Linked DNA regions of Homo sapiens: region 1 is linked to region 2. Evidence: chromatin loops called from intact Hi-C (ENCODE). Cell type or tissue: breast epithelium. All regions are shown on one strand.

Region 1 (4,000 bases), 69 kb after region 2:
CAGGCTTTGTTGTTCCATTTCTAGAGCACAGGCAGAGTAGATTTAGCATAATTCTTAAGGGCCCTAGGATTTTTGGAATAGTAAATGAGCATTGGCTTCAACTTAAGTCACCAGCTGCATTTGCCCCTAACAAGAGAGCCAGCTTGTCCTTTGAAGCTTTGAGGCCAGGCATTGGCTTTTTGTCTCTAGCTGTGAAAGTCCTAGATGGTATCTTCTTCCAATATAAGGCTGTTTTGCCTACCTTAAAAATATGTTGTTTAGTGTAGACACCTTCATTGATTGTCTTACCCAAATCATCTGTATAACTTGCTGGAGTTTCTACATCAGCACTTGCTGCTTCACCTTGTGTTTTTATATTATGGAAATGGCTTGTTTACTTAAACCTCCTGAACCAACTTCTGGTAGCTTCAAACTTTTCATTCTGTAGCTTCCTCACCTGTCTCAGCCTTTACAGAATTGAAGAGTTAGGACTGTGCTCTGGATTAAGCTTTGACTTAAAGAATGTTGTGGCTGGTTTGATCTTCTATCTAGACCACTCAAATTTTCTCCATATCAGCAATAAGACTGTTTCACTTTCTTATTCAGGTGTTCACTGGAGTAGCGCTTTTAGTTTTCCTTACGAACTTTCTTTTGCATTCACAGCTTGACTATTTGGTGCAAGAGGCCTATCTTTTTGCCAGTCTTGGCTTTCCCTATGCCTACTTGACTAAGCTTAATCATTTCTAGCTTTACATTTAAAGTGAGAGACTATGACTCCTTCTTTCACTTGAACATTTGGAGACCATTGTAGGGTTATTAATTGGCCTAATTTCAAAGTTGTGTCTCGGGGGTAGGGATCCCTAAGGAGAGGGAGAGAGATGAGGAATAGCTAGTCTGTGGAGCAGTGAGAACACACACCACATTTATCTATTAAGTTTGCCCGTCTTATATGGGTGCAGTTTGTGGTGCCCCAAAACAAATGCAATAGTAACATCAAATATTATCATAGCAGATATAATATTAATGAAAGTTTGAAATATTATTAAGAATTACCAGAATGTGACACAGACATGAGGTGACATGAGCTATTGGAAAAATGACACTGATAGACTTGCTCTTTGCAGAGCTGCTACACACCTTCAATTTGTAAAAAACACAATCTGCAAGATGCGGTAAAGCAAAGCACAATGATACCAGATATGCCTGAGGCATACCTCAAACTGCGGTTTTAGTTCCAGACCACTGCCACAAAGCAAATATCTCAATAAAGCAAGTCACATGAATTTTTTGATTCCCCAGCATACATAAATGTTTTGTTTGTGCTGTACCGTAGTCTATTAAGTGTGCAATAGCACTGTATCTAAAAAAAAGGTACCTTAATTAAAAAATACTTTATTGCTAAAAATGCTAATGAAGTGAGCACATGCTGTTGGAAAAATGGCAGCAATGGACTTGCTTACTGCAGGGTTGCCACAGACGTTCAATTTGTAAAAAATGTAATATCTGCAAAGTGCAATAAAGTGAAGCACGATAAAATGAGGTATGCCTGTATTTGGGTAGAACTCAATCCTTAACATGGCCTTCAGGGCCCTACATGGCCTGTCTCGACTTGCATTCCTGGCTCATCTCATGATGCTTCTCCTGGCTCTCTGCATTCCAGCCACACCTTCCTTCTGTCATGTCCTCAAACATGCAATGCTCCCTTTAGCGTAAGAATTGTTACCCAGATTCTTTCTTCTGGCTGCATATCCTTCCTACCTTCCACCAGCATATCTAACTCCTGTTCATCCTTAGACCTAAGCTATCCAATCCAATAGTTGCTGAACCCACAATGCCATTTAAATTTATAGTAATTACAATTAAATATAATTAAACATTCACTTCCTCTTTTGCTCCAGCCAAATTTCAAGTGCTCAATAGCCACATGGTGGCTATTATACTGAACAGCACAGATATAGCACATTTTCATTATTGTAGAAAGTTCCATTGGATAGTGCTGCCCCAAACCTTAATTCAAAAGTTAGTTCTTCAAGGAAGGAGCATTTTCTCTACCAATACCACCTCCAACTAAGTCTTATTTCACTTATTAAATGTTTTCACAGTGCCTTGTACGTCTCTTTCATAGAACTCCATGTGGTTCGTGAATCATTCATTTTTTGTTATCAAATAATAAAATCATTCTATAAATCAAGAATAAAATACCATAAAATGAAACAAAATAATAAGATATTTCACTTTTTGGATTAATGTATGTCTTCCCTACTAGATTTTATGTTTCAGGAGGGCAGGAGCTATGTTTTGCTTACCCAGAGCCTGGGTTATATTAGACCCAGGAAGTGTAAAAAAAATGAAGGGTCAAAAGAAATTGAGAGCACTTTGGGAGGCCCAGGTGGGCAGATCATGAGGTCAGGAGTTTGAGACCCGCCTGGTCAACATGGCAAAACCTTGTTTTTACTAAAAATACAAAAATTAGCTGGGCGTGGTGGTGTGCGCCTGTAATCCCAACTACTGAGGAGGCTGAGGCAGGAGAATCACTTGAACCCGGGAGGCGGAGGTTGCAATAAGCCGAGATCGCAGCACTGCCCTCCAGCCTGGGCGACAAAGCAAGACTCCATCTCAAAAAAAAAAAAAAGAAAAGAAAAGAAATGGAGACCTCCCTACTTCTACCCACTGGAGAAAACTTGAGAAAGGATGTAGGGCAAAAAGTGACTCTTGAACTCTTAAGAGAAGACAATTGGAACTGGAGGAATAGAATGGTCAGAAGCGCTGAGATGGGAACATCAAGGATCGAATCCTAGCTGTAATAGGTGGTTTCTAATAGGAAGAAGGAAAGGGAGGCTAGAATTGACGATACAGGGGTAGGTGAGACAGCTGGCTCAGACCAATGGGGAGCTCCTCTAGAATCATCCTGAGTTTGAGATTGACCAGTCTTGCAACAGATTCAGAATGGCTGGCAGAGAAGAAACTAAATTTAAGGATGTCAGGAGGCAGACATCCTGATGAGTTTCAGAGGCTGAGATTTTTTTTTTTTTAAACTATAAACTTTGGGAAGACTGGGACCACGTCTCTCTTGACCAGGATATGTTCTCTGTGTCTGGCACATATAGGTGCTTAATATTTTTAATAATAAATGGCTAGATTAGACTATTGGCAGAGGAATAAATAGGAGGGCTGAGACTGAGAGGCTTTAGGAAGGCAGGCGTAACTGGACTTGGCAACAATGGAGAGGAAGGAGGTAGAGGCTATTTGAGTTTCAGTTCTTGGCAGAATGTTGGGGTCACTGATATAAATGAGAGTATTTGGCCTTTATTTCATCATCTTATCATCAAATGGCAATACCATACCTAAGCTGGGATGCTACGTAGGTAAAGGATTAGGACTGGGTTTATTTACTTCACTGGTCACTAGAGTAGCTTTTACAAAATTGACTGCCTTCAAGGGCCTTCCAGGTAATGCACGCCCCAACACAAGCTGTATTTGTCTTCTTGCTGTTCCCCCTCCCAGGACCTCTGCGCTCGCTGTTCCCCTGCCTGGAACACTCTTCCCCCAGATTTCCATGAGGTCCACTCCTCATGTCTTTCAGGTGTATCCTCAAATTTCACTTGCATCTTGCATAGGAACCACCTCCTCCTTGCATTCCTAATCCCCCTGAGTAATCACTTGCTAGTATACTATATCTACACTATGTAATTTATTTGATTTATTGGGTATTGTCTATCCCTACTAAAATGTAATCTCCAAAAGAGCAAGGATTAAAAAAAAAAGTTTTTCTCTCCATTGTTTTTCCAATACCTAGAAGAGAAAATTCTGCACAGCCTGACCCTAGAAGGGGCTTGATTATTTTCGCTAAGGACTTATGGCTAAGTGAGTGATTGAACTGTGTAACCAACAGGTAGTGATGGAGCCTGAGGGAACTGGTGATTGCATAACTCCTCGCACGCCCCCAAAGCTGACAAAGGCATTCAAATCAAGATTTAAAAGAATACAGTACCTGCCACTCAGAACTCTACTGCAAGCTGGA
Region 2 (4,000 bases):
CAACATGAGTGTCCAGCAGGAGGGTGAGTAAGCAAACTATGATAGATTCGTACAATGAATGACTGATTCATACAATATAATAGAACACAATAATATAAAAGAACAAGCTATTGTTATACACCAAAAATGGATGAGGCTTACAAACATTAAGCTTGATGAAAGGATTAGTCACAAGAGAAGACCTACTATATGATTTCTTTATATGAAGTTCTTGAAAAGGCAAAATTAATCTATGTTGATGAAAATTAGATAGTAATTACTTCTAGGTATGGACTATTGACAAGAAGGAGGCATATGGAGTACTGGAAAGGTCCTATAGCTTGATATGGGTGGTGGTTACATGGGTATATTTATATTTAAAAATGTATTGAGCTAAACACTTTAAATTTATTGAGCTAAACACTTAAGATTTGTGCACATTGCTGTAAGTAAATTTTAGCTTTAGAAGTATAAAAATATTTCCCAGGATAAATAATATGTTAATGCCTACCTTTGTGCCTAGATCTTAACCCATATATTTGCCTACATAAATGGTGAGGCAGTGTAGTATGGTATTAAGTGAGCCAACTCTGAAGTTAGACTGTATGGGTTTAAATTCTAGCACTGCAAATTGCTACCTGTGCAAGTGTAGGCATGACATGTCAACTCTACTTTCCTTGCTTTTTTCCTCATCAGTAAAATGGGACAATAATAGTACCTACCTCACAGAGTTAATGAAGCTTAACTGTTCAACTACCTGTAAAGCACTTAAAATAATTGCCTGTACAGACTGTACAGACTACACACTGAGTTGTGTTAGCTATTAATCTCATTTTTAGTGAAATTCTGAGATTAAAGAATAAAGTTTGAAGTTTCTTGATATGTCACAAAAGTTCTTTCCAAATAGTTTACACTTTAATCAGCAACCTCTGGAGGCCCTGGCAGATTATTAAATGAAACAAAGTGGGTTCAGGTATTACTGAATGCTAATGCAAAACAACAAATCATTTTAATTAGGAAATAACCACTCAGACTTGAAGCTTTAAGGCAAGCACAAAACAATGCTGAAGGCGGCTAGATATGGAGATTTAAAACTAACTTGCTCATGTAAACTTTTTGTTTCACAGATTCCATCTTGAAATTGCTGTCACTACTTTGGCACTTGCTTTTCATTCTGAGCCCTGTTCCTGTTGATTTTCTTCCCCAATCCCCTCCAACTTCCACTACTGCTTCCTGGCCATCCTCTTATCTTGCCCGGCACTATTCATATGCAGTCTCTATAGCTGCTATCAAGTCTTTTTCTTAAATAAATGGTGAAAAAGGGAATTCCAGGCAGAGGAATTAGCACAAGCAAAGATACAAAGGAGAACTTTTATTAAAGCTTATATTATAACTAATCTAGAGACTACTTAAAGTATATGGAAGGATGTGCATAGGTTACATGCAAATACTACACCATTTCATATCAGGGACTTGAGCATCTGCAGATTTTGGTGTCTGAGGGGTCCTGGAACCAAACCACCATGGATAACAAGGGCCAATGATACTTGGTAAGTATTTGCCAAATGAATGAGGGGTGTGTGTGTGTGTGTGTGTGTGTGTGTGTGTGTGTGTGCAAATGCACATGCCTGTGTGTGCGTGTGTACCTAGGCCCCTTGAAAAATTATAAATGCCAGATGTGCTGGTTAATCTCCATTTGCCCTCTCTCCCAGATCCATTCTTTCTGTTTTTTTTTGCCTAGCTCTATGTTTTGGGATGCTAACTTTGTCAGGTTACATCACATTTGCAATTGGCTTCCAGTTGAGTTCAGCCAATGGGAAGCACCAATGGAAAACAGGAAAACCAGAGCAGAGAGAGGCTGAGACGTTTCTTTGCTGCTCCCTCCTTGCTTTGGTGCCCTTTTTCTGGCAGCAGCTGTGACCCTCTTCGTGACCCTCTGCAGCTCTTGCTGAAAAGGTGCCTCTCCATGCTTACTGGCTTATCATACGCTATTTCTTCCCTGCCCCCTTTGGCTTTAAGGGACACAATGGCTTCTCACCATTAATATTCTCAGGGTACCTCAAAATCCATTGTTTACTTTCTTAACTTTGCCTTTATTAGTCCTTCATTACAGTCTCTCCCTTTAGACCATAGGAATGAATTCTGATTCCTGCAGAGAACCTGACAATGCACTTTAAAAATGAAGATTGTTTGCCTCTCCACCCCCCCAGCTGCCAGCCCTAGTTTAGGGGGAGTCCCTGGTTGCCCAGCACTTACTGCTCTACTTACTGATCTCTCTTCCCCTACTGGACAGTGAGCATCTTGAGGGCAGAGAAAACATCTTCTCTATCTCTGCATCCCCAGGCTCTAAGACAGTGCCTGGTCTACACTAAATACTTAATGCAATAGTTATTGGTCCCCCATCTCATCTGTAACATGAAAGCACTTAGGCTGAACCATCTCTAAAATCATTTTTAAGTCTTCTTAAGCAAATAAGGCAAAGAAAATATTCTTTTCTCAATCCCCCCAACCCCACCCCCACCCTTCTGGAAGCATTGCCCAAGAAGATGCAAACACATTTGCCTTTTCTGGGATGATGTTGAAGTTGTCTCTCAGGGAGTAGATGCCTTAGGAAGTCCATATTGAGCAATTTATATTGGAGAAAAGATTTACCACAAAATATCACAGTTCAGATCAGATTTAATAGACCCATAAATGGCTGCTTAACAAGGACATTTGGTTACTGTTACATTAAGTTTCCTAAGGGACTTTGTTCTGTTCTACCAAAAGCCTGCAAAGAGCTATAAAGCACAAGCCTTCCAAATTTGATAAAAGAAAATTCAGTTCTTTTTGGAAATTGTTATTCTTAAGTGACAGTATGAAAACAAGCCTCAAATGTTTTCTTTTCCAGGCACTTCCTTCATGTATTTTGGAGAAAGTTTGGCCTAACTTACAAGGAAACCCCTTAATTGTCCCTTAAAAGTAGAATTGCGTCATTGTGGATAAGACATGGTGTTCAAATAGCTCCCTGGGGGCTGAACTGTTGGAAACTCAGCAGGATTTTAATTGTAAGCAGACAATTTGTTTTGGATTGTATGCAGAGCATGAAAATGTAACTGCTATAGGATCTAACAACATATAAGGGGATTAAAGTCTGGTGTTTCTCCACTGCTTTACTTCTTGGTTCCAGCCATCTCTGAGTGATGAACTTGTCCTCTAAGGTTATTCTGGGTCCTTTTGAAAATCTGAAATATATTACTTACTAGATCCTGAGCACTTTGAAAGCAGTGCCAGTCTTACTCCCTCCTATATGGCCAGTGCCTAACGTTGTGCCTGGATCATCTGTGCCCAATCAATTTAGTATATTTCAGCAACTTTAAGACATACTTCTTTCTATAGTTTAAAAACTCTAAAATGGGAATGCCTCATAAAGTTGATTAATCAGCTTCTCCTTTCTCAGTGGTACATGAAATCATAATGCATATTGCAGTTGATGATATCTTAGCTTCTGCGAAATGTGGAATGCTGAAAGCCTACGGTGAGCCAGATTCTGTGTCAAGTCCTTTAATGCATTATTCATTACACCATAGGATAATAACTCCCTATGGTAGGTATTATTATCTCCATTTGAGAGATAAGGCTCAGAGTAGCATAGTCAATAGCCCAACCTCACAATTTCTGCTTGGAAAAATGAACTCAAAGTCTGCTACCAAGGCCCATAATCTTTCTATCAGATTGTGCTGTCTCCCAGCGGAAACTTTAGATAAATATATTTTAGAATCAATATGTTAAAATCTAGGATCCTTCATTACAGTTTTGATTTCATTTATCCTGGTGATCAACTCAAGCAATAAATGCCATCCCAATGGGCTCTCAAAAGTGGTCAACATATATTAACCAGTTTGTGTTCTTAGTGACAGAGTGACAGAAACCCATCTTAAACCAAATAAAGCAAATGTAGAATGCACTGGAAGTATCCATGGGTATCTCACAGTTCCAAGGCTGGGTGAAGGTTGGATATAGTTGGGGCTCAGGAACAACT

Evidence for each region. Hi-C counts contacts between places; a loop is a spot of excess contacts. Peaks named below come from ENCODE experiments on the same cell type or tissue, not always from the same donor. Only the 100,000 strongest peaks of a DNase experiment are listed, where the experiment ranks them.
Region 1: a loop joins it to region 2, with 27 times the contacts of the local background. A loop is called at or near these places in 1 of 110 quality-filtered maps.

What each region holds. Positions count from the first base shown.
Region 1 is chr1:59,327,972-59,331,971 of GRCh38, forward strand. The region is part of intron 2 of FGGY (FGGY carbohydrate kinase domain containing); the gene reads left to right. Among named protein-coding and RNA genes, the nearest start is that of FGGY, 33 kb to the left of the region's middle. In breast epithelium, no CTCF peak of the experiment used is centred here; a DNase peak (open chromatin) is centred at 1,600.
Region 2 is chr1:59,258,783-59,262,782 of GRCh38, forward strand. No RefSeq gene overlaps it. Among named protein-coding and RNA genes, the nearest start is that of FGGY-DT, 36 kb to the right of the region's middle. In breast epithelium, no CTCF peak of the experiment used is centred here; no DNase peak of the experiment used is centred here; H3K27ac peaks cover 1,558 bases.